6 separate regions of the Homo sapiens genome follow, and regions 1, 2, 3, 4 and 6 are each linked to region 5. The links are chromatin loops, found by intact Hi-C in ENCODE. Cell type or tissue: PC-3. All regions are shown on one strand.

Region 1 (5,000 bases), 170 kb after region 5:
AAAACCAATCTTATAAAGAGAGCTTTATTGTATAATAACACTGAGGGAAGGTTGGGAGTCTCTGGGGATCAAGTATACACAGACATTGTTTTGATAGGCCAGTAAGTAATGCTGTTACCAAGCACTGAGAGGGTCAGCAGCTTTGCTCTCCGTGCAGTTCATTAGACGGATCAAAGCTGCAGTGTCAATGAAGGGGTGGATAAAGAAGATACAGCATTTGGATCTTTAGGAGCTCTAGGAAGCCTAAATATCATTTCTGAAATGGGCAAAAGGGCAAAGTGACACTGGGAATCTTGATTTTGAAACTATGGGGGCTACCATCAGAGCTAGTGTTGGAGAAGCCACTGGCTGCAAGCCCACATGGCTGGGACGTCTGGTGAGAAGGATGGAAGAAGGAGCTGGTGGAGAGGTGTGAAGAAGCAGAACTTCTTTCTTTCCTTCCACTACCCTCCACAATTTAGACAGTATCCACTAGATATGCTGTGTGGTGGGGTCTATGGAAGGAGAGACAAGGGAAGAGAAAAATGAAAGTCAGGTGGAGGAATGATAATGAGCAATAAGGAAGGCACTTTGAAATCTTTTCAAATGCAGAGATGTAGTAACATTCAAGGAGTTAGGATGTTATTCTTCCTCTCTTTATTCCACTTCAAGCTTTGATACTGCTGCTCTGTGTTGCAACTTCAAGACTTATGAAAGCTTTGAGAGTGAATAATTGACAATGTTGGATCAAACCCAACTATTGCCCACAGCAGAGAGCAGTGAGCTGCTGGGATGACTGCCCTTGGTGGATTTCCATATCTTCTTCTGAAAGGGACAATTTTTCTATCTTTTCTTTCACCTCCCCTCCCTTTCCCTCCTTTTATTCTTCTCCCCACTTCTCTCTTTCCCACCCTCTCTGTCTCTATCTCTGTCTCTTTCTTTTGTTGGTATTGGTTTTCTATTTAAGTTACTTTAATCTTACCACTCAGGGTGGCAGTCATTAATTTTCAAAATAATTACCTAAGGGAGGAGAAATGGACACTCTAGCTTCTGGAATATGGAGTAGCAACTCGGTGGGAGAGACCTTACCTGAGCTAACCTTCCAGGCCACACTCTATCCTTTGCCGCTTGCTCCTTTTTTTTTTTTTTTTTTTTATACTTTAAGTTTTAGGGTACATGTGCACATTGTGCAGGCTTGCTCCTTTAATCTCACCCCACATTGCCTCACTTAGCTATGAAAGTAAAGTATCATTTAACACATGGTTGTGAGAAACACTAGAGCAAATACTAGACTCTTTGGCATATGCTGGGCTTACGAGCAACACAATTTTTCTTCACTTAATGCTATGACTGCTGAAAAAAGGAATACAGAGCACTTGAATTGCAGGGCAATGAGGAAATGAAGACAGTTAAGCAAATATTAGTTCATACGTGGTGATCCTCTCCTTTGTGTACACTTTGAACTAAAACAACAGCCTCTTAGCAGAGTGGTTGAAGTTAAAGTGCTCTGACACACATTAAAAAAAAGAAAGTTTTAAACAGCAGTCTGCCTCTGTGGTATACAAGGTCTCCCAAAGTTTCAGTCACGATGAAATTAACGTGCTCTTAAGGTGTCTGCTTCTTGCACTGGGACAAAATTAAATAGAAGTTATTCAGTGACACTGAAATTCTAAAGGTGATAAAAGAGAAAGAAATATTCCGGAGGAAGAGTGCATGGTTTGACTACTGCCAGGGAGTTAATACATTAACGAGGAAATACTGGACCTAAACAGACTAAATTCATTATTTTTTCTGCTGCTAAAATTTTGTTTGGATAACTGAAAACGATGAAGTGGAAAAAGGAGACATTCATGTCTCATATGGAAGGAAAAGGCCTGGTTGTGTCTGATATTGGAGAATAAATTTTTCTAGGACTATTCATTCTAGTGAAAATATTACCTTTGTGTCTCTGCCAATGGGAGTGTTCTCATTTGTGATTCAGGATTATTTGTCCTGTTGTGGTTGTTTCATTCTCCTTTAAAATTCTTCGTTTTTCCTTCAGTATTTGTTTGGCTTTAAAACTCTAGCTGATGTACATGGCTGGATAGTTTTCTAGAAGATGAAGCTAAAAGTCGGCCCTCGGCTTTGCTACCGTGAAATTTGCTCTTTGATTCAAAGTTACACAGGTATTCCCATTTGGGAATATATATGTGCATTTCTAACTTGGACTTGGGCAGCAAGTTAATAAGGCCTCTTCCTTGGAATGGAGCCATAACTAAATGCCTTTCATTGTACATTAAGGTGAGGCATGAAAATGGCATCCAGGAATACAGAATGGACATTTTGATTGGGAGGTAATCAGTGGGCCCACCCCAAAGTCTGAGAGTCTGAGGACTGGACCACTGAGTTTTCTTTGTAGTGGGTCCAAATTGCCCAGCTTAACGACACTTATGGAGTCTCCAGATCACAACAGGATCATTCTGAATCCTTGGGAATTCCAGGGGTGCACAGATGCTTTAAGGGCTTTGTTTCAACCTTGACCCTTTTTTTTCCTTTTTAAAGAATATCTATTCCAGGTGTCTTGAAATGCATGGAAGAAAATGCAGGCATCCAGAGGATTGCAGTCTTTCTGAGAGTCCCCCAGAGAACACTGATGAAAATTTAGTTTTACACAATTCTGTAAGGGCTCACCCTGTTCAAGTGGGTCCCCAAGTCCTTAGAAATTCCTCTTTCTGTAATGATTGCAAATCCAAATAAATTTCTGAGAACTTATTTGATCCAAAGTCACATGCTCCAGTGTTCTGCCACATTTCCAGAGTCTCAGCTCACCTAGGTGTAAAGAAGTTGAGTATGTACTGGGTTCACACCCCTCTGTGTCTGGCTTTTGGCCCACATTCAAGGGTTCTAGGTACCTTCCAGCCTCTTCACCCGCTTTTGAATCTTAATTTGGAGGCAATGGTGATTCAGAAAACTGAAGGTGATTTATGCTTGAGAAAAAAAAGAGATGGATCAATGAAGTACCTTTTCCCAAAATTAATAAACTGTTCACTTTTTACTCTCCCAGAAGTAGACTGTTAGTTTTGAAATGGGAAAAGTTCCCTTATCCCCTTCACAGGGCATACAATGGGGTGTAAATCATTTCTTCAGGGTCCCACATCTCAAACCCCTAGGGGGAGCATGCAGACGGGCAGGTCGTGGGGAGCTTGTGCTCTGACAACACGGCAGCATCTAGGGTTGAGTGTTTATAGCTCCTGAAGCCCCAGTGGGCGTGTATTATAGTGTGCTCTTTCAGCTTGGCCATCCTCAGGCGGGTTGTGTTAATCAGCTCAATTAGACCTTCTGTCTTATCACAAGGACAGTGGGGTTTCTGTTTCCCGGGTTCTTGCCTTAGTGTACCGGAAAAATCGGATCACATGTGGGCTTGGAGGATGGGTGCAAGGTTTTTTATTGAGTGGTGGAAGTAGCTCTCAGCAGATGGATGGGGAGCCAAAAGGGGGATGGAGTGGGAAGGTGGTCTTCCGCTGGAGTTGGGCTGCTCAGGGGCAGGGCTCTCCTCCGACTGCCCTCGACAAATTTCCCTGGGCGTCTGTGTTGTTGCGCAGTGGATGGACTGCCGGTGTCTGTGTATTCTTCTGTGGCTGTGTTCCTCTCCACGTCCAGCCGCTTTTGTGTGTGCCTGCTATGGTATCAGTGTTTTTATAGGTCCGGGATGCGGGGGGCATGGTAGGCCAGGGTAATCTTGGAAAATGCAACATTTGGGCACAGAAACAGGAGTGCCTGTCCTCACCTAGGTCTGTGGGCACAAGCCCCAGGGTGGAACCCTCGGCAGGAACCCCGCCTTTCTCTACCCAGCGTTTCCCTGTCTCTCTCCCGTATCAGTTTCAACATATAATTAATAAGGAATTTGTGATCTCAGTCTTGCAGTCCATCAAATCATGTGTGTCTGTTTACATTGCTTACATTTACCTTGTTGATTGTAATCTACAAGTTCTTCAATTCAGAGTCATGACACAGATCTGACATCTGAAGTGAGATCTGATGTCTGAAGGGAGAAACTCTTGATTCTTTCATTCTCATTGACTGCCAAGACTATTACTGCTACTAGTACATTTCTCTAACATTTAGTTTCAAATTTCTGTATTAAGTAGCCTCTTATATTTCCAAGGAATATTTGAATAGTATAGAGGATTTTTTAAACTGCATAAGATTTGGTTGTCAAAAAGGAAATAATTCATAATTAAATTCATGTATCAACTCCTTTGCCACTGAGTTTGAAAACTCAGGGTCAACAGGCAGGCAAGGCTTATCTTTCTGAATTGGGAACAAGTATAATGAAAGCACTTATTATATTCCAAGTAATCTTTTTTCTTTTTTTTAAAGAATTTTATGACAGAAGAGCATATGGAAAATAAGAAAAGTATATATAAAATATATATATAAAAGTATATATAAAATATAATATATATATATATCAGGATCAAATAAGATTATACCCTGTAAATTACTTTGAGTTGATTGGTTGACAAGGGATAGTAGCATTTAGTGATGTTTTGTTTTTCTACACCAATAGCAATTTAAATTTTCTTGGCATCTGAAGCATGAAGATAAAAATTTCACAGAGAGGATCATATTTTGAAGTCAAAAAGCCTTGTTTTGAAATCATCTTTGGACAAAATTCTTCATCTTTCTCAGTCTCTGTTCTTATCACTAAGACACATAAGAATGCCTGACTCACATCCTAGTTATGAGAAATAAATATAGTATCATATATAAAGCAGATGATATATTGTCTGGCACATATTTGAATTCAATAAGAGGTAGTAATTGTTTTGTTTTTACTATTTTTATTGTCATTATTATTTAAACCTAGCTAGATCATCTACCCAAGCATCCCTCCTTAGCTATTAGTATTTTTCTTGATATTTCTTCTCATACATGCTCACTTCCTGCATCCTGAACTCTTCCTTCTATATAACCTAGCCCCTAAAATTTCCCATGAGTAATGCCTCCACACAGGAAATCTTGATCCTTCTTATTGGCTC
Region 2 (5,000 bases), 200 kb after region 5:
TCTTAATATTATGTTGGTGAGATTCATCCATGTTGCTTAACAATGGTTTGTTCATTCTCTATGACATATGACATTCTGTTACATGAAGATATCCCAATTTACCCATTCTCAGTGATAGAATTTGGGTTGTTTTCTGTTTGGGCCATTATAAATGTTGTCTCTATAAACATTCATATATTTGTCTTTTGATGAACATATGCCTTTATTTCTATTGCTTATACACCTAAGAGTGAAATTGATAGATTATAAAGAATGCATATAGACTATGAGGAATGCATATGCTCAGCTCTCTCAGATATGGCCAGCCAGTTTTCTGAAGTGATTTTTAGGAGTTTATGTAACCCCTGTTTGTGTATGTGAGTTCCATTTGCCTCACACTTTCTCCAACGCTTGGCATTGTCTGTCTTTTTTACTTTAGCAATCCTTTTAAATATGTAGTAGTCTGTCCTTGAAGTTTTATTTATGAAACCTGGGAGTTTCTTAATTATAAAGCCTAAGAGGTGTTTCATGTTTCCATGGACAACTCTTGTGAACAGAGAGCTGGGACATTTTGGAAATGAAGAGATCCTGTGATTTAGTCTGTTATTCAATGGGACTTTGAGTACTATAGTGTTGCTACAATATACTCTCAGAACTTTGAAGTATCCCCCAAATTCATGCCTTTTTCATAGTCTCTTCCATTCCATCTTGCTTTTACTTCTCCACTGGATTACCCAAACTCTGGACATAAGAATAAAAATGTAGTAATAGCTATTAGTTATTGTAGGCCAAGGACTATTTGCCAGGGACTGTTCCAAAGCACTTTACAGGTACATAGCTTTAAACCACGTGACAATTTTACGAGTTAAATGGTGTTATTTTTTTCCCCCCATTTTATACATGGGAAGAATGACGCACAGAGAGGGTAAGCAACTCATCCAGGTTACCTAGGAAGTCAAGGAGCCTGGATTTGAACCTAGGTGAACAGACTCCAAACTCAACCTCTCAGTCATTATAGTTCTCTATTCCAGTAGAGCTGGAAGCTTGCCCCCTTTCTCTTTAGTGTGTATTTATATTTTTCAGCAGAAATAAATTAGAAGAATCATAGTTTCTTGATAGATATCCTCATCTAACAAGATAAAAGCTCCAACAGTTATAGGTTTTTTACTGAATATGTATTGTTAGACATTGTGGTGCATGTAAGATGAGGAGTTTAATAAGATTAAATAATAAGTTTAATAAGTTGCCAGGGTCAAATGGTGTGTTAATGGCAGAAGCAGGATCTGAGCCTAAATTCAGACTCGGATTTCCTTATGAAGTTTGGAATCTAATGCACAGAAAAGAATTTAAATACATGGTAAAAAAATTGCAAAGGGTAAAATTCTGTATAATCCAAGCCAAAATTCTTCCAGGTTTTTTTTTGTTTTTTTTCATACGTTGTATGATTTAATCCTTATAACAAACTTACAAAAGCGGTATTGCAATTCGTATAGATAAGGCGAATGAAGCCCAAAACATCACGTAACTTTCTAAGGGACATGACTCTGAACTCTGATTTTGTTACACTTCATTTTGTCATCCCTTATCTCAAGGCATTTGGGGAAAGTCATATTTAATTATCATGTACTTATATATATACATATCTAATACAATCTTTTTTCTTTTTTGGTTTTTCTAATATGATCTTAAAACAGGTCACAAAATGATGTCACAAACCCAATGAAAGATAGTAAGGTGTGAAATCACTAAAGAGATCGCGTATTTTAAATTTTTTCTTTGCTTCCTGAACTATTTTACATAGGAGATATTGCTGATTACTGTGAGCAGTAGGTTGGCTTTTAGACATTTTGTTTAAACATAACAGCTGAGAAATATCAGCATTTGAAATTTACAGCTAAGCTTCATCTATTTTGGATAGAAAGATCTTTTTCTTTCATATTCTTAAATATCAATAAGAAAAAGAGAGAAAGCAATTCAGATTCATAATCTGATGACATCTTCTCTGGCCCAAGGAAGAAAGTACTAAGTTGACTGACATCAACAAACAGGTTCTGGGTACATACCAGCAAGTCAACATGGCCTATTCTTCCTAAACTTGGACCTGTTCCTTTGAGTACCCATGTTATTTTACACACGCATGTACACACACACTCTCCTTATACATGCATGTATAAACACACACACGTCAGAGTTACGGCATACTTCTCCTCCCCAATGTAAACAAATTATCTGTTTAATTGGATGATTGAAAACTTTTCTGTTGACATTTTAAAAAAAATTTTACCTCAGCCTCCAAAAGTGCTGGGATTGCAGGTGTAAACCACCTTGCCCAGTCTTCCAGGTTTTAAATGTAAACGACTCTATTAACTCTGTGAGTCAAACCATCTAAGTTGCTTTTAATTTGCCTTTGCTATAGCATATTTTAACTGGGTTTCTCTCCAAATTTCTGGTCTACTTTTGGGGGGATGTAGAGATTGTGTTTGTAATAGTATTGATATCCAAATCTCTTCATAAAGATCAAATTCAGTATTTGAATTACTAATGAACTTAAAAAAAATATATATATATATATATATATATATGAAAGATTGACTTAATACTAGATATTAGCTAAAAACCAAAAGGAAATAATGCAATCCTATTGTGTTTTTGGGCCATACAAGTCTACTCTTCTAGATTAATTACCCCAGAAATAAAAAGGAGAATCTGTTGTTAGTGACTTTTATGCCATCCGGTGGACAGCACTGTGATTTTCCTAAGACCAACTAAAGAAAACAAACCTAATTTCCATGTGCCACCATGCTGATAAATGTTGACTCTAAAAATGACATTAAGTATTTCAGTGCCACCCAGCATGTAAACATCTATGTCATATGTTACTTGTAAACTGACATCTGTAATGTTGATGAGGAAGGCAGGGTCAAAATTAAAATGTGATCTTGCCAACTTTACCACAATGATATTCTCTGTTTTCTTGCAAAGACTACTCTGAAATTAGAAAAACAAATCTTCCCATACTTTCCCTGAATTTTCCAAGTTGCTCAGACTTTTGTTTGAATTTGATGGACATCCTTCTTCATCTCAACCACATACACTTTGCTCTCATGGAGTCTCAGAGTCATTCACTTCTTTTTTAGATTTGAGACTCCTCTAAGGCACTAGTGGATTATGAAATCACGTAGGAGAGTGTAACCAGCATTTTAATAATTAAAATGACATAGAATAGAATAGAAAATAAGATATAGTGCGTCCCACTGGTTCGTGAAGCTTGTTGCAGTTGGACATGCGTGCAAAAGCTCTGTGCTGAGTCCTGATGTGATCTGTATTTTTGATTGTGGCTGTATCTGTGCCAGTTATCTCCCTATTGTCTCTCAGCTCCAAATCCACCCCCTCTACACTGCTCTGTGATGTTGGCATTGGGACCCTCCTTTGCCAGCTGGTTCCTTCTGCAAGTGGAGGAGAAGGTCAGAGGAAAGAGAAGAGGCTTCCTTTCTGTGTTTCTGTTTCCCTCAGCATGGCTCCAGCAGCTGCACTGGCTGCAGCCTCCGGCTTCTTTCAACTTCTTTCAGCTTCTGTCAGACCTCTAGCAGCAGAGCTACCAGCAGAAGTCAGATGCCACCACCTCTTCAAAGCTACAACATCAGCTCTTTGGAGCCCCTCCTTCAATCTTCTGGTTACAGTAACCCCACCTTCTACTTTCTGTCCCTCTTTCTCAAGGCATGGGCTAATTCCTGCTGTTATTATCTCTAGATATTCTTATAGTGTTCCCCTTCTGTTCTTTCAGCCTTTCCACACTTAAGTAATCAATTCCTCTGTTTGAAGAGCTAATGTGATTTTTATTTTCTTGACTAAATCCTGACTGATACCTGGTCAAAAAAATTTTTTTAAGCCACTGCTTCTGGGCATTGACTCTTCGTCTTACCTCACTCATACAATGTCCGTCAGAGCAGCTTGGACACACTGATACCTCCTAAATCCCACCAATCTTTGATGATAGAATGATGTTTGGCTCATTAGTATATTTTCACCCCAAAGGAAACAAAGAGCATAAAAGGAAATATGTACAACATAGTACATTTAATTTGAGAGTTCAAGGCATTTCAGCATTTATCATGGTATTATAGGCATGGGATAGAAGAGCAAAACTAGGAAGTGGCTAAATAGGAAGTAGAACCAGCTTTCCCGACACTTAGATTATCCTTGCTTCAAGATGCACTGCTGTGTTGGAGAGTTTTGGTGTCTATAACCTTATACCTGCCATGCCACCTACACACACACACACACACACACACACACACACACACGCTCGTGCGCTAAGTGATGAGTCATTGACATTTACCCTGAGCAGTGGTTAATGTTTGGTTATAGAAATGAAGGACACCAAGAGAGGACTAACTTTGCCCACTTAGGAAAAGGAATGGAGAGATCTAGGGATGAGGTTGCAAACTGGTAGCTCATGGGTTTCATCTGGCTGGCAAATACGTTTTCCTTGACCATGTGGTATTTTTTAAAGATATTAAAGATCCTATTTCCAGTGTCTCTTTGACAATCGGGAGCCAGTGAATACGGGATCCTCATCCCTACAGGCACCAAGTGCTTTATGAGGCATTCATTGTCTAGTTTGCCATAGTCCCTGCCAGTCTTTGGTACCTGGAATTTCTGCTCTTTTCTTTATGTTGCCCACCTGGCTCCTGCGGGCATTTGCATTTTGACTCTTAACCTAGAGGAAGTGTCCCAGGGTGGTAGGGACTGAAGCCATGTGGCTGCAGAAGAGATGGAGGAGGTGGAAAAGAAAAAAAAATAGATGCCAACTGAGGTGCTGAGTGAGCTAGGAGGGATGAGACAGCTGCCAAGGGAGAGAGCGTTTTGGGAATGTATGGAGAAGGGTAAATGTGGATGTCTATAAAGCTGTGCTATGTGATAGACCCCCATTCTCCATCTGTCCACAAGAATGCCAATAAAACTATCTTACTAGGGTGAGTGTGTGTTGCTTTCTTTTGTGGGGAGACCATTGGCAATGG
Region 3 (5,000 bases), 98 kb after region 5:
AACCCAAGGGTCACAATATAATTCTTTTAAGTGGTTCTTTTAAATTCTTTCAATGGCAAAAAACAAAACAGCCTTCTTTCAGAAAGTAAAATAAGAGAATCAAAACATGTATATATTTTCAAATGTCATAATCTCATTTTCTCATATTTCAGCGACTATAATTAAAATTAGTTTTACTCACAATAAATAAACCTTATGGAAGGCATGTAGAGAGAAAGTTCTAAGATCTATTTAGAAAAACCTGATTTGCTAATGGTAATTGTGCTGAACATTTTCACAGTGCCATAGACTAACAACAATCATAAAATTCAGGCTTAAAACTATACCCATAAAATTGACATGAGTCATAGAGAAGCCAAGCTCATAATATACGATTAGTAGTCTAAGTATTAAAAGCATTTAAGCTAGAATTTTAGAGAAACAAACTACCACAGAGAAAAAACTAAAGCATCTGGAGGATATAGCTGCTGAACATAAGCACAGACAGTTGATTCACTGTCAAAACCACAAGATTTGTCAGTTGGGTTTTTTTAAAAAGATTAAAGAGCATTTATCTTTATGAACCTGCTGATCTCTTCCACTTTGTCATATTCTTCCATCTGGTCCAAGTAGTTAGATGCTGGTCCTCTGACTTGTTTTCTTGGAAAATCTGGAAAGCACAACCCACCATCTTTTCTTGCATAGTAAAAGCAAAACTCATCCGCAGTTGTTTGAAGGAAACCTTTAAAAAATATAAAAAGACTCATTAGAAGCACCTAATGTCATAGTAAAACCACCTTATTTGAAAGATATAAGATGAGGAAAAGAATTTTGGGAAACTAGGTGGATATTTTAGGAAGAACCTAGACTGAAATAAAAACAGTCCTGTAATCCCACCACTTTGTGAGGCTGAGGTGGGTGGATCACCTGAGGTCAGGAGTTTGAGACCAACCTGGTCAACATGGCGAAACCCCGTCTCTACTAAAAATATAAAAATTAGCAGGGCATGGTGGCATGCGCCTATAATCCTAGCTATTCGGGAGGCTGAGGCAGGAGAATCACTTGAACCGGGAGGTGGAGGTTGGAGCGAACCAAGAACACACCACTGCACTCTAGCCTGAGCCACAGAGCGAGACACCTTCTGAAAAAATAAATAAATAAATAAATAAATAAATAAATACTAAATAAAAAGAATGAAAAATATCGGGGGTTGGGATTCCCATTTGTGTTTTAAACTAAATTTAAAAATTGTGGTAAAAGTGAAATAATATTGTGTTGAGTATTAAAAGGCTCCCATGAAGTACAAATAAGACAAACTCAGCATTTATCTTGCTATTGCATTGATGTCTTTTCAAGATTCTCTAGTTACTGTATGTTGTACCTGTGAGCATATCTCATCAGTATTTAGCATTTTTTCCTACAATACTAAATAACTTCCTCAGATGAACAAACAAGAATCAAGAAGGAGACAGGCCATCAGGTGCCAGTTTTGGTCATTTTACAAGTCTTAGTGTATTGCCACTTACATAAGATTAAATAATAAATCTAATGAATAACACAAGGTCATTATATGCTATAATAAACAACTGACTCACTGTGTAATGATCAAGCAATGAATTGGTGCTTATAACAGAGCCTCCATTTTCAAATATATAAGTGCCTTTTTCCTGCACCTCACTTATAGGAGATAATGATTAATGTGTAATAGAAAAATTATATTTAAAATATTCCTTCAATCGTCTCAAACAGAAAAGCTGACATATCAACAAGCCAAAACAAAAACACAACGGAGTTACTTAATAGGATCTAAAAGTAAGATGTGTTTTCTTTTCTTACACATTAAATATTTTATCATATAAAGACAGCTATCTTTGAATATGAAAGGAAATAACTTTATGGCAAAAAAGTTTTGATATTACTTTTACAATTTGAGTTAATAAGGTATTACCTTTCTGGGACATATTAGCAAGACTCACTTCCACATTCTAATGATTTCTGCTCTCAAAATATGACGGTATTACCAGAGTCAGTCTTATATATGGTCCTAAATTGCTGCTTCTGGTCTTATACTTTATATTATATATCTAAAGTTTTTATTTTTATATAACAAATTATATTTTCACACCTCATCAATTTTGTGATAAACATACTGAGTAGCTCAGTAGAAATTTAGAAGTTGTATAACAAATTCAGATTTAGCAAGGATTTCTAAGAACAAGAATTTGGGATCAGCCAAGTGAGACTCATCAATGGCGCATAAAAGACACTACAAGTTTACTTTCTGTGTGCTTGACCTAGGATCCCTCAAACCTAAAACTTATCTTAGAATGTGAAGGTCCCAAATGGTTGTAAAGCTTGAAGTACATTTTGACCTAACTTTTGAGTGAAATGTCTCACCCTGAACTTTCTGAGAGAGACTCTTCCCTGCCAATTTCTGACTAGGCTATTGGAAAGGATCTTGTCTTGGCAACCAGGCAAGTAAGAGCAGATGTCCTTGGGAGTGTGTGTGTATGTGTGTGTACATGCATGCGGTGGGGGGCACAGAGAAAAAGAGGCAAGCAGCTGGGAAGTGCTCCACGGGAGGGGCAAGGCAATTGGAAAGTTATTTTTCTTTGAAAAAAAATTCAAGGATTAGAAGCACTTTTCCCTCCCTTCTTAAATGGGTAAGCATTCACATGAAAACTGCCTAATAGTGTTAAACAAGTCTCTTAGAGGTAAAAAGAAAAAAAAAACTAAATTGTTAAATCAAACTCTTTGCACAGTTTTGGGCTAGATCTTGTTTTGGAAATATTTACCATCAGGCAACAAAATCTCCATGCCTATATTATGCATGCAGGAAGACTGTCATACTATGGTCATATTTATAACTGGATATGTGAGTGAGAAATATAGTTTTAAGGTGATGTTTGCCAGAAGGGTTACAGAAAAATTTCAAAATGCAATTCAAAAGAAATTTCAAGCTTGCTTAAAAAAAATGTGTGTTTCAGCATTACTGTCTACTAACCAATACCATCTTAAGGTGAAATTAATAAACAATGCTGGTGGTCAATTCCAATTTAAAGGGAATTAGTAACTGGGACAAATACGAGGAAATGAGAAGTCATTTTCAAACGGAATATCTAAAGATTAATGAATATATATTCATAAACTTGGTGGCTCCAGAGGTACAATGCCTGCTTAGCAAATTAAGAAAAAATACAGAATGTTAACAATAAATTTACTCCAAGCTTCTTATGTAATTTAGACAAACTGAATAACCTAAGTGTGAAAACCAACTCAGAAGATTTTTACTTAAATACATGGGCTTTTTTTCTTTACAATCATGTAATTTTATTTGAATTTAAGTATCTAACACTTTTATTAATACTTTACCTTAAATGACCCGATTCTGCAGTGAACAATGATGAATAGGGAGATATATTTTAACATTTATTGCCAGGGCTCCCTTTTGTTTGTCATTTTACTGAAAGTGCATGTTTAGCTCACTCGGGATCATCATAATATGGTCAGGTCTACTAATAATGAACAAACACCAAATATTCTAGCAGCTGTATTTTTTTTAAGTTCTGATCATTTATCAACTATCTTGGATCTGTAAATATTCTGCTGGATCATGAGCCTGGTTCTGCTATACCACAAAGCACCCTATAAATACTGACGTATAAAATAAATGCTTCCTTGGAGTATTCTGAGTTCTCCCTTTTCTCTCAGCATGTATTCCAGGGAAAAGTTATTTTTCCTCATTATAAGTGCTGCTCATCATGATAAGGAAAAAAAAGTTACTGACTCTTCATGAGTAAGACTTACTCATGAACATATTCTGATAGAAGTGGTGGATTTTGATATATCCATCTGTTTATTCCTTCTGGTTTACTCTCCTTGGGACTAAGAAGACACATGTGTAAGCTAACTGGCCGGGGTTAGGAATGGCTATGGACTAGAAAATTCAGTTGAATCAAACCCTTGACCTTGGCCTTCTTAGCAATAGGATTATACCAATTGAACTAATTGTGTGCAGACATTTCACACTACAATAACCTACTGCTGAGAAGATGAGGTCGAAGAGTGATAAACATCATTATGACTACAGGTACAGAGGAAGAAGCAAGGCCAATAGACGTCCATCGATATGCTTCCCATAGAGTGTGTTATGCCTTCTTTTAGTGACTAGCAAAGTAGGTACCCTGCTCAGTTAAGCAGAAGAAAAGTCCTGCAGAAACAAGTGGAGAGTTTTTGGCATTTTTAGAAGTTTTGAGAATTTACTTCCCTAAGTGAATTCACAACTGGAAAATATTATGATTAATAAAACTCTAGTATATACTCACTATATTGCTTTGTAATATCTTTTCCCATTTTTGGGAAAATAAGCAGACTATGACTATTTCTTAATTAAGCTTTCTAGGAAGTAGCTATCTTATAGGTATATGAATATTCTAAAGTGACTGTGCTTTCTTAAAGCCATGAAGTCAAAGCAAATGGTTAAGTCATTTATATGTACATTTCTTCATGCATTGGGCAATAGGGAACAAATGAAGATGTCTCTGGAATCATTTCTCTCTCCCAATTCTTCCAGCATTTGGCTTCTTTTAGCAAAATACATCCCTCGGGGTACCTTCCTCTTCAAGTTTTTGATTTGTAGAAAGATGAAGCTATTAATGAGGATAGTCAAAATATGTTGATTAGTTTCTTCTAAAAAAGAATCACAAAGTAGCTGTTCCAACACTTTGAACTTCAGAGGAAAGTGAACCATATCATTAAATCAACTTAAGGGAAAACTATTAAAATTTGCTTTTATAGTAATTTCCAAAAAATCTGTGTTCCACAATTGTAAAGACACTTCTGTGCTGGGGGCAGGGGCAGGGAAGGGTGGGGATTAGCATCTTATTTATTGTACTTTAGGAAATGGTAACCTACATGCCAAGGATCAATCCAGGCAACAAATCGATTAGCATAAGTAATGCAAAGACTGTGTTATTACAGCTCACTTTTGGGGCAAGTATTGAGAATGATCATTAGCATTT
Region 4 (5,000 bases), 310 kb before region 5:
AATAATCATTAAAATCTGGTGGTTCTGAGAGATTTGGGAAGCACTTGTGATCTTTGAAAGGCCTCCAGTTAATTTGTGGTCTTGGCTCTTATTTGACTTAGTGTTTATATTAAGACCGTGTCTCTAAATTTATGTTTAATCTGAGTTAGTAATAAAATACTTAATAGAAATCACATGTACTTTCATTGTTTTCTTATTAAGTAAGTGTTGTTCTCGTAAAACTTGCATATGTATTGACAAATAAGAACAGGTGAGGATATTGTCCAAGGTATTTTTGTTGTTGTTTTGTCTTTTGAGATATTCATTGTTTTTAAAAAAATTATTAAATATTGTATGTATCATGTACAGTATGATGTTTTGAAATATATATACTTTGTAGAATGACTGAATAAAGCTAGTTAACATATGCATTACTTCACATACCACTTTTTTGTGGTGAGAACTCTCAAAATCCACTCTCTTAGCAATCTTCAAGAATATAACACATTGTTTATTAATGTAGTCACTGTTATATACTGGATCTCTTGATTTTATTCTTCCTATCTAACTGAAATTTTGTACCCTTTGACCAACATCTCCCCAATCCCTCCTTCCATTATAGCCCCTAGAAACTATCATTCTCCTTCTGCTTCTGAGTTCAACTTTTTAATATTCCATATGTAAATAAGATCATGTGGTATTTGTCTTTCTGTGCCTGGCTTGTTTCATTTAACAATAGTGTTCTCCAGTTCCATCCACGCTGCTGCAAATGACAGGATTTCCTTCTCTTTAGGGCTGTATAATATTCCATTGGGTATATATACCCCACAGTTTATTTACCCATTCATTGATGAATACTTAGGTTGATTCTATATCTTAGCTATTGTGAATAATGCTGCAGTGAACATGGGAGTGCCATCTTGCTGACATCTGAACTCAGGTTGTTTGTTACTTTGAGATAACTTCTTGGTCTTGTTATAGACAATTATCTTAATTTACTTTTTTTTTTTCTTTTCTTTGGAGACGGAGTCTTACTCTGTCACCCACACTGGAGTGCAGTGGTATGATCTTGGCTCACTGCAACCTCCACCTCCCAGGTTCAAACAATTCTTAAACCTCAGCCTCTTGAGTAGCTGGGATTACAGGAATGCGCCACCATGCCCAGCTAATTTTTTCTATTTTTAGTAGAGATGGAGTTTCGCTGTTTTGGCCAGGTTGGTCTCGAACTCCGGCCTCAAGTGATCTGCCTCTCTCGGCCTCCCAAAGTGCTAGGATTACAGGCGTGAGCCACCATGCCCAGCCCTTACTTTTAAGAAACCCTTCTTGAAAACTAATTTCAGCTTCTGAAAAATTGAAAAATTGTTGTAAATTAGTTTTCTTTTAATTTAAAAACATTTCTTCTTTTGTCTGACAGGCCATGCTGGTTGATGTGTACTTCCTGTGCTTGAATAGATTAATAAATAAATCAGCTCTTAGTCTTCTTAAGTTTTTCTATTCACCCAGTGCTTCTTAAATTCAGAATATTTTAAATTTTTTTATCATAATCTTTTTTTTTTTTCTTTTTTTGACAGAGTCTTGCTCTGTCACCCAGGCTGGAGTGCAATGGCCTGATCTCAGCTCACTGCAGCCTCTGCCTCCCAGGTTCAAGTGATTCTCCTGCCTCAGCCTCCTTTGTATTTTTAGTAGAGATGGGGTTTTGCCATGTTGGCCAGGCTGATCTCAAACTCCTGACCTCAAGTGATCTATCCACCTCGGCCTCCCAAAGTGCTGAGATTACAGGTTTGAGCCACCGCGCCTGGCCTCTTATTTTTGGACCAATTGACAGCCCTTCTTTTAGTCACATATCTGATACATTTAATCAGTGTTTAGTTCTCTGATGACTTGACGTATTAAATTGTATTTTATTAAAAATTTCACATTACCAAATGATTGGATCACTCATATTGGTAAGCCTTTTATAAGTAGAGTTGGCTTGTTTTGATTTATAACTAAAGATTTATCATATAGCTCCTCAGGCAGTTGTGATAAGTGAAACACTAGCAATAAAATGTTTTGATTTGATATACGTGGTATATATTTGAAACCTCCTCTAGATGTCACTGTTGTCCTTTATTTTCTAGTTTCGTAGCCTATTTGTACTAAGTTCAAGACCTCATGTAATCTTAGTTGTACTTGTTTTTCCTGGAGAATATATATTCAAGAACTCTTTGATGCATTTTTGGGAAGTGTACATATTCATATGAAATTTCTAGGTATCTGTATTAAAGATGTTTTGTATTCTATTGTAAATTTTACTGACATTAAATAAGGATTTTGAGAAGTTAACAGGAGAAACTTTAAGCGATATTTGGACCTTGTAAAATACTTTTAATCTAGTCTTTGCTTCTATTATGTCATCTAAGTGCTGAAACATTAGCCATATAGAAAAAGAGCTCTTATAGGTAGTCTCTTAATTTTTTCTAAGTGTGTTTATATTTCTATTTAGTGACCACATAGCCTCATGAGACCAGTAATACAAAATATTATCAGGTGATAATGTGAGTTGTTTTCCTGGAAAACTTAATGAACATACTACTTTTCTGCCATAGTTCTCACTCAGGAACTACAATTTTTGGATGTTGCTTTAAATTGTTAGTGCCTAGCTTTTGCAGCTCGTGATATGAATACTTTTATCTTTTAATTATACATCTTTGTATGAGATTTATACTGTTTACCTTTTTTTCTTTCTAAGTTAAATAGGAGCCTGATAGCACTTTGCTTTTTAAGGAAAGATGAAGCAGATCATGATTTTATTTTTTCTGTTATTCTACCACAATATCTAAATATATAAAAAAAACTTTGCTGCTTCTGACTCATATACTAAAACAAGTTATTAAAATAGTGTGAATTTTTATGAGGTTTTCAGAGTCATCATTTCATTAGTTATAGTACTGATTTAACTGAGTGGAAAATCCACCTAAATCTTTTTTATTTTTCCGTGGATGTTTGCCCACTGGAGGGTGTAGTGTAGTGTGTATTGAAATGTTTTAATAGATTTTCCTTTTTTTTTCACTAGAAATTATGAATTTGTTTACTTGAGATGCTTATTTTTTGTAATTGTTGATTTGAAGTAGTAACTTAAAAAATAGTCTAAGTTGAGAAAAGCATATAGCTGCCTTATTTAGCAATAAATTATTCTTTTTCTATCCTATTTATTTTCCTTCATTTTAGTTATGAAGCATGTATTGTATCTAGATCTTTGTTACTTCTATTGATAACTCTCTACAAAGGCATCAGACCCTTCCTTTAATACCCTAGAATGTGTATTTTAACCACTATACCTGAGGACTTAAATTGAACTTTCTGCTGAATAGTCACAAGATACTAAAACTGGATTTGGCCAAACAGAATATTTTTAATGACAAAATTGAAATTATTTATGCTTCTCGTTCTACTTTCTTGTATTCAAAATATCCTATTCCACATAAATTGAAAACCAACAATTTAAGAACACTTTATAAGATGTTTGCAATTTATTGCTTCTACACAAGAGACTATTTCTATATAGAAGTGATAATTTAGCATTTCTGAGTCTACACTGTCTTTCTTTGCAGAATGCTTCATCTCAGTTGGGTTACTTTTGTGCATGAATTCATGTTATTCAAGAGAAATTTTCAAATCAAGATGGTAGTTTTTAAATTCTTAAATCCCTTGCGTTTTAGCATTATGTTTTGATTTAATGTTGTTCTTTTCTTTTGCTCTCAGAAGGAAAAATAATGTGTGAGATTTTTTTTTTATCATTTAGAGCAATGGACCAAAGAACATTATATTTTAGATGTGATCATTATAGCATTTTAGAAAATATCTCTAGCTGAAATTCAAGGATACTTAAAGTCCTTTTCAGTTTGCTAACTAGTTATTGTTGTTTTTAAAAATTATTGTAGAATATTTTGTACTTAAATATGAAACTAAAGTGTTTTTTAGACACACTGTGACAGTTCTCAAATTATTTCTATATTGTTATATGAGAAACAACTTGTTAAGGTTAAGTAGACACTTTCAGCATATGTGAAAGTTGTCCTTTGGTTTATTGCTTCTAAAATTTGTGGCCATGAAAGGATAAAATATTGATAGAGCACAAGAGCACAAGATCGAGTGCTTAAGTGAATTTTAAGCTCTGTTTTTGTCTTCAGATAATAAAGCTGTTACCAAGTGATTTTTTTTAAAAGGAGGCTTGAAATAAGTCTTCAGTGTTAGAGAGAGCTGTAATGTTTTCCCATGGTTTCATGTGGCCTTTCGCTCTCTACTTGTGTCTTATTTCAGTAGCACAACCATGTGAGTCCATATATGGTACTTTGACAGAAGTGGTTAGTATGTCAGTTCTTCTGATAAAATAATATTTCCTATTAAAATTTGAGTTCCCCTAATGTATGTGATAGAGTAAGAAGATGCAGACAAAAGTTCTGGCTCTATTTGTTGATCCCAAAATCTACTTATATTTGCTTTCTTATGAGGGGCCTATTTTAAACAATTTGATATAAAGTGGAATGGCTTAGGCAGTATCTATAAACATAAATTGGTTTGATAAGACAGAAAGTGTAATTTATCAAGTCTTTGGAAAAATAGTTTTTGTTGAATTTAGCTAGTTTAAAAGATTTTTTTAAAAAAGTAGTTTCATAACTAACTTTAGTTCATCTTTGAAGTCATTGTAGAATGTTTTGGTGTGATACACATAATTTTTAGGCCAAAAAATGTTACCTTCTAACCTTCTCTAAAAGCAATATATAGAATTTTTGAAAACTTTTATTTATTATTGTATGCATCACTTATTTCCAAAATGGAGTTGAGGTAACTATGCATTTGGGGCATATTTCCTTTTGGAACTAAAATATGTTATACAGAAAAGTAACATCTGTATTTTTAAGAAGAAGTATCATCTATATTTTTTAGAAACTTAATTGTATCTTGTTTTTGTTTGACCACAAACTTATACTGTAGATTATTTAAGAGATGTAGTCTGGCATTTCATACAAAACAGATTC
Region 5 (5,000 bases):
TTGGTTAATCAAGCCAATTCACCTGGAATCTTAATTATGACACAGGTAAGATCTCACCCACATCTCTTGATCCAGGATCCAAACATAGGCCTTAGCTAAGTAACCACAGTAGACTACATGTAAGAAAAAAGTTTTGGTTTGCCTAGTAAGTACTTTTAGACACTAATAGCGTTATCTTTTTGTGTTTAGACTGTTGTTGTTTTTTTTTCCCCCAGAGTTTGTTATGAGAATGAAGGACCTTCTTTCTATACCTTTGTCTTTCCAACAGGGCTTAGACCTGTCTTAGAGAATTATATATCAATTAATTGGTGGATTGTTGAAGACTATTCTAGGCCCTGTTGGGTTTTGTTGTGTAAATTTAAAAAGACAGTATAACATAAGGGAAATAAACCTTCAAATTTTTTTCCTGTCTTCCTCCCTCCTTTCATACCTTCTTTTTTTTCTTTCTCTTTCTTTCTACTTTCTTTCCTTCCTTCCTTCTTTGCTTTTTCTCTCTCAATTTCCCCTCCTTTCTTCCTTTTCTCTTTTCTCCCTTGATTTTTTTTCATTATGGAAATATGGGGCTGCATTTATTTGACTTTGCTTTTCTCCAAACTCTGGGAATCAAAGTACACTTTTTCCCTTTACATTGTCAGTAACTATAGCACATTAATATGAATGCTTTTTAAAAATCTAATATTGTAAATGGGTAGTGAATTAGGGGAAACACATTAATATGAGATCCTAAGTCAAAACAGGTGGAATTGAAATACTTTAAAGCAAGCTTCTGAGAAGCCAACAGAAACACATAAAGAAATTTCTTACTATGAAACAAGGAAGTAGGGGCCGGGCGTGGTGGCTCATGCCTGTAATCCGAGCACTTTGGGAGGCCGAGGCGGGCGGATCACGAGGTCAGGAGATTGAGACCATCCTGGGTAACACGGTGAAACCCCGTCTCTACTAAAAATACAAAAAATGAGCCGGGCACGGTGGCGGGCGCCTGTAGTCCCAGCTACTCGGGAGGCTGAGGCAGGAGAATGGCGTGAACCTGGGAGGCGGAGCTTGCAGTGAGCCGAGATGGCGCCACTGCACTCCAGCCTGGGCGACAGAGGGAGACTCCGTTTCAAAAAAAAAAAAAAAAAAAAACAAAAAAACAACAAGGAAGTAGGGAGACCAGTCTCCACGTATATCCATGGAGGGCAGGGGATTGTTGAAAGTAGGTGAAAACGTGAGTTCATGTCTAGTATATGATAATGTTTTGTGAGATAAGTGCAATAGACCTTCTACATGACTGCTGTGTTTGATGTTCAGCACGCATTTGAAAAACTCTGTGGACTTTGTTTTTATCAAAGTCAGTAGCATAGTGAGTTCAGCTAGATAATGGGCAAACTTACCAACAAAGCATGACTGCATTGTTGTATATTAAAGTCATAATCAGAAACAAATGTTTGAAAACAACATAAAAATAAATATTATCATTAATTTGGCAGTCTCATTGTGGGAGGCAACATAAATACCTAGAAATTTGGAGCAATTAAGTCATTGTGGCCTTAATTAGCGTTTTTAAATGGATGAACAAATTTAAATAAACTTCAAATTCCCCTTCCTCTTTTATTCTTACCAGAAACAATCAATATTGTCCATTATGCCAAGAAGATACGAGGCTAGTTTGCTCTGTTAGACTTGTAATGAATTGTATCTGTATCTATGGGACAATAGTTTCAAAGAAATTTCACCACATTATCTCATTTGAAGTTTGCAGAAACGTGTCGATTATCTTTTCATCCATTTTATCAAATATGAAATAAAACACAGATGATGATTTCTTCCAAAGTCTTGACTATGGGACATTAGAACAACTACTAATTAGTAGCTACTGAGGCTCTGACTCAGTTTCCAGTGCTGGTTTAGTACCTTGCCACCATGTTGTTATCTAGTCCAAAGTTCCTCGAACCTCAAACTATGAACACAGATTAACTTATACTCAACATGAATTTCCAGTCTAGCACATGATCCTGAATTACATTCTGAGCTCAAAGGAATGTAAGAATTGCCATACTGACCCATCCACCCCACTATTGTCTTGCTGAGACACTTTCCTGGGAAGAAAGCAATCTGAAGTAATCTTTAAACTTCAGGTATATTTCAGCTTTAGTATAAATTTAGGGCTTTTCCTCTTGCACATGTCTATAGGAGAAAGACGACAACATTTTGCTTAATCCTGCAATTCCTTATTCTAATAGTTTGGTGGTGGTTACTTTCAAAAGAGTTTGAGTAATTAATAGAATTGTCTAAACTTTTGCTACTCAGGGAGGATCTGTGGAGCAGCAGCATTGGAATTACCTGAGACCTTATGAGAAATGCAGACTACCGGGCTCCACTTCATTCTTAGTGAGTCACAAGACTCACTAAGATCTTAACAAGATCCTCAGATAACTGGTAAGAAAGAGCATTAAAACTTGAGAATGGGCCTTAGAAAATGGTGTGCTAATTAACAGCATCTGAGGTTGAATCAATGGACACATCTTTTCAGAGATTTGCTGTTCTGGTGTTTTGGTTGGTGATGCTTGCTGTTCAAGGTTTTTGGCACTAGAGGGTAACACTGGGCTGAGTAGCCAATGAGCAAGCCCTTTCTTTGGAAAACAAATGGGCATCTCAAAATTATCTACTCTTAAATGTGTGTTTGGTCTTTTGTGTTAAATTTACTCTAGCTGCCGAATAACAATTGACATTTATTTAGCACAAATTATATGCCAAACACTATGTCAGGTCCTTTACATGAATCACCTTATTTTATCCTCAGATGTGCTATTTATAGTCCTACTTTAAAGATAAAGAAATTAGAGTTAAGGAAGTTCAGGATATATGTTTGTGGTCACACAGCTGAGAAAAGACAAGACTTGGCAGAGTGTGGATCAGACCAGGTCTGTCTGGCTATGAGCCTGTGCTCTGATAATGGATTTCAACTACAGTACAGCCATTCTGCTCTGGCTTCTCTTGACTTCTGCAATAATCCATCAGGGCAGGCAGATTAAAGTAAACAACTGTGACTTCATTGAACAATCAAAATAGAAGAACAAAAAATTAAATTAAAATTCTGTATGTTTTTAATGCACTTTCTTTGTAAGTGAGAACATAGTGATTATGTGCCCACGTTCTAGAGTTTTCTGTCTAATACAGGAGCCACTAGCCATATATGGCTTTTAAGTAATAGGAATGTGGCTACTATGACTGAAAAACTCAATGTTTAAATGAGTTTTTAAGTAGTTTAATTTTAATTAGTTTAACCTTAAAAAGTGATAATTCAGTCATTAGAAAGCTTTTAAGTGTGTTTGGAACAACTTGGGCATGTTTATCTACTTTTTCAGCTCTAAGTTTTATGCAAACTTTATTAAACAGATCAAATATTTTTGATGAAAATTTTGGGCTGAATTGAGATGTGCTATAAATGTAGAATACACACTGGCTTCCAAAGACACTATAACAACATAACATATTTTATGACTAGTCTTGATATTGATTACATGTTGAAATAATAATATTCTCAGTGCATTGAGTTACACAAAATGTATTGTTGAAATTAGTTTTGTTTATTTTTGCTTTTAAAATGTGGCTACTAGAAAATTTAAAATGATATGTCTAGTTCACATATTTCTGTGGGACAGTGCTGCTCCAGAGCCCTATTGCTGGATTCAAATCCTCACTCTACCATTGAATAGCTGTGGGAACTTTGTGTCCCATTTCTTAATCTATAAAATGACATAAGAGTACCTATCTCATGTGGTTGTTGAGGAGGTCCAGAGAATCAATATATGTAAAGTACTTATTGGGAGACAATTCTCAATGGACCTTTTGTGTTTCTGCTCATCTTGTAAGCAGAAGTTTTGAATGCATTTCTTCTGAACTAACTTTTAAAGGATGCTTGTATAACAGCCAGCCTTGGAAGACAGTGATAGCTTCTCCCTCTAATGCAAAGGTCAGGTAGGTTTGCCTACTCTCTGTTATAAAAGATTTGGGATCCCTAAGCTCAAAGTTTCTTTTCTGTAACTCAACCAACTTCCAGTGCAAATATCACCTGGTTCTTTCTGTTTCAATCTGTGAGAAATGGGGCTCAGGGAACTGGTTACTGCTTCTGACTATTCCTGTGACTAATGAACGGTCCTTTGTCTCTGACCCAGGAGTCTTATGTCTTCTGTCAGCTTCCCTGAAATTATGGCAGGCTAACTTGTTAGTTTCTAAAAGGAGTGAAATCTCAGAACTTTCACAGTTCTTGACATTTCTTTGAAGAGGTGTCTGGCACACGGCACTATATAAGTGTTAGCAATTATTACTAACTCCCACTTGTTTCCATTCAGTTTAGCTGACTTGTTACTGTACTACACCTATTATGTCCACTTCCACTTACGTAGGTATCTTTTCTTCGCTCTTTATTTGGGCCTCTGACATTCCCTCTGGCTCTACTCTATTGCTTATCTCTCACGGTTATTTCAGGTTGTATGTAGTGAAATTTTTAGAGCTATATCTTATAGATCAGTGTAATGGATTTGATTGTCTTTAAATATTGCTCCAAAATTTGTCTCTTCCAGGATAATTTTACAAAACTAAGTATAAAAATATATGGTGGCAGTCTCATGCCCCTAGTTCCTCTGCCTGCATTTTCTCTAATTGAGGAGAGCTTGGCACCTGACAAGTACTAGCCTCCCTTTCTTCTTCCCACCAGCAATTCTTTGTATATAATGCTTTTTCTTCACTTGTACACACTCAGAAATGGGCATATACATGATCACTGTGCATAGTTTCCACTTTCGCATAATGCATTTTGACTACACTATAAAACTACTTAGAATTAAGAATTTTACTGATTTTGGTCAAAAGTGAAGGTAAAAATTTTTAGAGCAAAGAGTATGTACACTATTCTATTTGCAGTAAGCTACAGGAGCAAAAGGGAACAAAGGAAAAGGGAATATGAAACATTTCAGTATGAATTACATATAAGGGATTGTCAAACATATCACCAAAAT
Region 6 (5,000 bases), 580 kb after region 5:
CCTGTACCATATGTCTCATTGTATAGTAACAATTTTTGTAGAGGAGGCTTACACATATCAGTCTACATCACTGTTACATCTCAAAATCCTCTTCTTTAAAGTTTATTTCCTCAACTTCTTAATTTTATACATATATATATATAATTATAGAGAAATATACAAGTAAATATTTTGGGGGCTTTCTTCCAGATGTCCATAGGAAGATAAAGAGCTGGTGCAGGAATGAGACATGTTGTCTCCAGATCCATGGAGAGTTTTTATTCTACTCCAAAATGGTTTGTAAGACCACAGTTGGTAACTCAACTGTAACAGTTCTTACATGAGTCACTGGTCAGACTGTATGTCCAAAAACAATATTAGATTTGTAATTTGACAGGGTCAGACTTACTCCAAAGAGAATTTAGCCCTTCTAGATGACTTGAAATGTAATTCAAATTTTTGCTTCTTTCTAGAATAGGGCTGAAATAGTAACGTGTACTGACTTCAGGACCCCCTGCTGTTAATCTGACATAACACAAATTTACTACTTTCTTTAATAGAGGGAAGTTCCAGTTTGCAGACTTAAGAGAAGAGAATAACTAGGGTAAGTGAGGTATCATGAAAGAGAGAAATGATACCTGGCTGGGTTGAATTTTTAAATCTCTCAAAAAAGAAGTTTTTTCTCTTAATATCCTTTACGACACATTTTATAATGATACATATATGATTCTATTTTTGTTCCAAATAATAAATTTGTACACACCCATGCACGTTTATGTGTGTGCATGTGTATATGTACTTCATTATTAAGTGAAGTTCACTTCATGATAAGAAATAGCTCCATAAATCTAAAACATGATAAGGGTGAAACAAAATTAATGAATGTTTGAGATGTGGGTCTGGATCATTTTATAAATACATATGTGAATCCTAGTTTCTAGTAGATTTTGAAATCCATAGTCTATAAAATTCCATAAGAGATCCAGCTTTCAGATATAAAATGTCATATATTGTAATTCCTATATAAATATTTCCTTTAAGTTAATGGCTATTTCATGGTAATAGTACATCATTAACTACAATCTGTAGTTTTGCATTTAACTAAACTTTTCACACAAATCATACAACAGATTCCCAACATGTTTTCAAATGTGTCTCCTAAGATACAGTGGAAAATGTGACTTATATTTAAAACTTAATAAATAACTCATTGATGTGAAGTGTTTTAAGTATGGCAATGTGCTGTTTTAAACAAAGTAGTGAAAATATATCACTGACTGTGTCTAGTTGTTTTCACTTCTTTCAAGGTTTAGATTTCCTTTGCCTGCCTGTCTGATTTAACTGGAAAAAAAAAAAAAACCCTTATGGAAAGTGGGAACCTTGCATACTTCAAAGTTAACCAAGATCAAAGTCAAATGAAGTCCACTGAATAAAGAACAAGCCTAAATGCAAAATGTGTCACGTTGATATTGGCTTGAGTCTTTTAGGTTATGGCTTGTACCAAAGCCTTAACTTTGGATTTGTCAGGTATCTAAGCACTGTGAGGTCTTATGGGAAAAAAAATGGTTTACTTAGTTTCTGCAGGAGACCATTTAAACACAAACTTATCTACATAACCAGGGAAATAATGTAGCTATTGGTAAATGAAACCTTGAAAATGTGAAAGGCTTCTTGCCTGTTGCATCTTTGTTAGCTGCATTTAACTCCTGACAAATATTCATCTTCTACAGGCTACATCTTGTCTAATTACAGAATTAGAAAGTTTTAATATGAATTATGCCTCCCTAAAATGTGAGCATGCTAAAAAAACTGAAATTAGCTATTATATCTTTCTATCTCTGCTAGAAGCATCTCTTAAATTGAGACAGTTTCATTGAGTCTTTTCAGGATTCCAATCTTGTTTGTTTTTGAATCTCCACAAATTTAGGGTCTGGGGATTTAGGCTAATGTTGAGTTCAATAAAAAAAAATGGAGAATTATTAACATGCAAAAGGTAGTGTGGTCTGTTATTTAAAAGATGCAATGGGTGTTCTTGAATGTTCTGCTTCATTGGAGCCCTCCTACACCAGACATGTTACCAGTAAAGGCACAATGTTTTTTCCTTGAAATGGTCCATGCTGTTTCACTTGAAACGGTGTGTGCTGCTGCTGGGTGTTCTGTGGTTCTGTCTCAACAACATTACTCAGAACTCACATTCAGCAGGTATCAACCAATAGGCCCTTTGGTATCAGAGAAGGAAATAAATCACATTCTCTAGAAACACCCATCTGTTTTGAATAGTCCCATAGATAGATGGCTGTCTGTTTCCTGGAATATTTAATATTAGAAAAAACTAGTCCAAACAGTTTACTCTCCTTAAGACTAAGCAGCAAAAGGTCTTCCAGTAAATGCACTGCATAATGGGAGAGGCCAGAGACATCCGCCTGTGACTCAAAAACGGAAAGAAAAAAATACTGATAATTTCTGTGACTTTGGTGACCTCTAGCGATCAAATCTTAGAACAAATCTACCAAGTTTCTTTTCTAAAATAGAGGGCTCTACAGAGTTAGATATTACATATTCGTTTTCTAATTTTTCTACTCATTATTTATTTATTGGTTATTATTTTTAATTGCCACATAATAAGTGTACATATTTGTGGAGTGCAATGTGATATTTTCATACATGTGTACAATGTGTAATGATCAAATCAGGGTAATGAGCAAGACAGTCACCTCAAACATTTATCATTTCTTTGTGTTGAGAATACTCAAAATCCTCTCTTCTAGCTATTTGAAAATATACAATAAATTGTTGTTAACTCTGGTCCACACTACAGTGCTATAGACCATTAGAACACATTCCTCCTATCTAGCTATAATTTTGTATCCCTTAACCAATCTCCCCTAGCCCCTCTTCCCCCTACTCTTCCCAGACTTTGTAACCACGGTTCTACTCTCTACTTACATGATATCAACTTTTTTAGCTTCCACATATGATTGAGCTCATGTGGTATTTGTCTTTCCGTGCCTGGCTTATTTCATTTAACGTAACGTCCTTCAGGCTCATCCGTGTTGCCACGAAGGACCAAATTTCATTCTTTTAATGGTTGAACAGTATTCCACTCTTTATACACCACATTCTCTTCATTTATTCATTTGTTGATGGACACTTATTTAGGTTGATTCCATATGTTGGCTATTGCGAATAGTGCTGGAATAAACAGAAGAGTGCAGGTATTGGCCGGGCCTGGTGGCTCACTCCTGTAATCCCGGCACTTTGGAAGGCCGAGGCTGGCTGATGACCTGCGGTTAGGAGTTCAAGACCAGCCTGGCCAATGTGGTGAAACCCCGTCTCTACTATAAATACAAAAAATAGCCAGGCATGGTCATGGGCACCTGTAATCCCAGTGACTTGGGAGGCTGAGGCAGGAGAATATCTCGAACCCGGGAGGCGGAGATTGCAGTGAGCCAAGATCACCTCGCTGCACTCCAGCCTGGGCGACAAGAGCAAGACTCCATCTCAAAACAAAAAAAGAGTGTAGGTATCTCTTTGACATACTGATTTTTGAATATACACTCAGCAGTTAGTGAATCATATGGTGTTCTATTTGTAGTTTTTAGAGGAACCTCCATACTACTTTCCATAGTGGCTGTACTATTTTACATCCCACCAACAGTGCATAGGAGTTCCCCTTTTTCCAAATCCTCACCAGCATTTCTTCTTATTATTATTATTTTGGCTTTTTGATAATGTCCATTCCAACTGGGGTGAGATGATATCTCCCTATGGTTTAGATTTGCATTTCATCGGTGATTAGTCGTGATGAGCATTTTTCCAGATCCACAAAGATACCAATGCATCGTGGTCCCCAGGTACAACCTCACTCTGAGATTCTGATTTTAGGGCTCTTTCTCTTTGATCATGAGTGCCTTCTACCGTATTTGTATTGGTTAGGGTTATATGGTTGAAAGCAAAATAATGCTGTCTAATGGAAGACAAAGTATAAACAAACAAACAAAAAGAATTGCTCAGGAGATCCAGGAAAATGGTACTGAAGAGTCATTCTCTCCAGGGTGTGTTTAGGAAAAACCAGCTTAAACCAGGTTCTGTGTTCGAATTCCTCCACTCAAGACACCATATATGTAGGTATCTCCTTCAACCCTGCTTACCAATAGGAAATATTCTACATAGAGCCAAAGTGATTTTTATTTACTATTACTATACTACTTAGTATATATTATCAAATTGTGTACTTTAAAGTTTTCCCAGATAAATAATGATGCTAATTAGGTATCTCATTGACCATCTCATGTCTTGAGGGAACAACTTATATGCTATTTCTGGGTTCTAGTAGTTTTTTTTTTTTTTCACTAGCTATGGAATTTTGCAGAATCATTAAACAAATCTATGAAATGTATACAAATAAATCCTTAAATCTCTATTGAAGTTATTTAAGTATTACATTACTAAAATCTTTTTTCTTTCTTATGACATAGCATTTCCTTGTTTATTCTTTTAAACTATATTTTGCATCAGTTACAATTTATACCAAAGGTAGTACATTAGAAACATTACTATATGACTCACTAAATCATACCAACTAATAAGATATGAGTCTAGTGACATAGAAAGTGACTGAGTACTTAAAAATGCCTTCTTCCATCATTTCTTATTCTGGGGCCTTTTGTCCAATAAAGAAAGACATCAACATTTTCAAGTACTTTCTTCTCCTTCCTCCCTATGTCCAGGATCTGAGTAGAATGCCCAAATAAAAAAGGTGTCAGCCTTCTGTACTGCCACATCCTATGAGGGAAAAAAAACAACCCTGGTGATTTAACTGAACACATAAATGAGAAACAGATTTGTGTAACATGAGTTTGCTCCAAGCCACAGAAGGCCGACACCATCCATTGGCATATTTTTAAGGTGAAGGGATAATTGAATCCCTTCTACACTAGACAGATAGTTTGTTAAAAAATGAAGCAGCAGGATTTGTCTGGAAGAGACAATTCAAGCTCACATCTCACTTATGAGAAAGC

Evidence for each region. A loop is a pair of places that touch in the nucleus more often than their neighbours do. Peaks named below come from ENCODE experiments on the same cell type or tissue, not always from the same donor. Only the 100,000 strongest peaks of a DNase experiment are listed, where the experiment ranks them.
Region 1: it touches region 5 in a loop (7-fold over the local background); 3 of 110 quality-filtered maps call a loop at or near these places.
Region 2: it touches region 5 in a loop (14-fold over the local background); 4 of 110 quality-filtered maps call a loop at or near these places.
Region 3: a loop joins it to region 5, with 3 times the contacts of the local background. A loop is called at or near these places in 5 of 110 quality-filtered maps.
Region 4: it touches region 5 in a loop (3-fold over the local background); 4 of 110 quality-filtered maps call a loop at or near these places.
Region 6: a loop joins it to region 5, with 11 times the contacts of the local background. A loop is called at or near these places in 14 of 110 quality-filtered maps.

Annotation. Positions count from the first base shown.
Region 1 is chr4:144,579,542-144,584,541 of GRCh38, reverse strand. No RefSeq gene overlaps it. Among named protein-coding and RNA genes, the nearest start is that of HHIP-AS1, 64 kb to the left of the region's middle. In PC-3, no CTCF peak of the experiment used is centred here; DNase peaks (open chromatin) are centred at 1,391, 1,941, 2,251, 4,931 and 2 weaker places; H3K4me3 peaks cover 1,664 bases; H3K27ac peaks cover 4,550 bases.
Region 2 is chr4:144,555,316-144,560,315 of GRCh38, reverse strand. All of the region lies in intron 1 of LOC105377462 (a long non-coding RNA gene), which reads left to right. Among named protein-coding and RNA genes, the nearest start is that of HHIP-AS1, 88 kb to the left of the region's middle. In PC-3, a CTCF peak has its summit at 2,754 (motif pointing left); no DNase peak of the experiment used is centred here.
Region 3 is chr4:144,654,511-144,659,510 of GRCh38, reverse strand. It overlaps HHIP (hedgehog interacting protein), which reads right to left. Exons shown (of 13, transcript NM_022475.3): 3 at 565-721. Among named protein-coding and RNA genes, the nearest start is that of HHIP, 11 kb to the right of the region's middle. In PC-3, no CTCF peak of the experiment used is centred here; no DNase peak of the experiment used is centred here; H3K27me3 peaks cover 444 bases.
Region 4 is chr4:145,058,606-145,063,605 of GRCh38, reverse strand. All of the region lies in intron 4 of ANAPC10 (anaphase promoting complex subunit 10), which reads left to right. Among named protein-coding and RNA genes, the nearest start is that of ANAPC10, 37 kb to the left of the region's middle. In PC-3, a CTCF peak has its summit at 2,073 (motif pointing right); no DNase peak of the experiment used is centred here.
Region 5 is chr4:144,752,575-144,757,574 of GRCh38, reverse strand. It overlaps LOC124900791 (a long non-coding RNA gene), which reads left to right and starts at 1,115. Exons shown (of 2, transcript XR_007058289.1): 1 at 1,115-2,418. In PC-3, a CTCF peak has its summit at 2,573 (motif pointing right); a DNase peak (open chromatin) is centred at 2,574.
Region 6 is chr4:144,172,023-144,177,022 of GRCh38, reverse strand. All of the region lies in intron 9 of LOC105377460 (a long non-coding RNA gene), which reads right to left. Among named protein-coding and RNA genes, the nearest start is that of GYPA, 34 kb to the right of the region's middle. In PC-3, CTCF peaks have their summits at 2,260 and 2,459 (motif pointing left); a DNase peak (open chromatin) is centred at 2,412; H3K27me3 peaks cover 393 bases.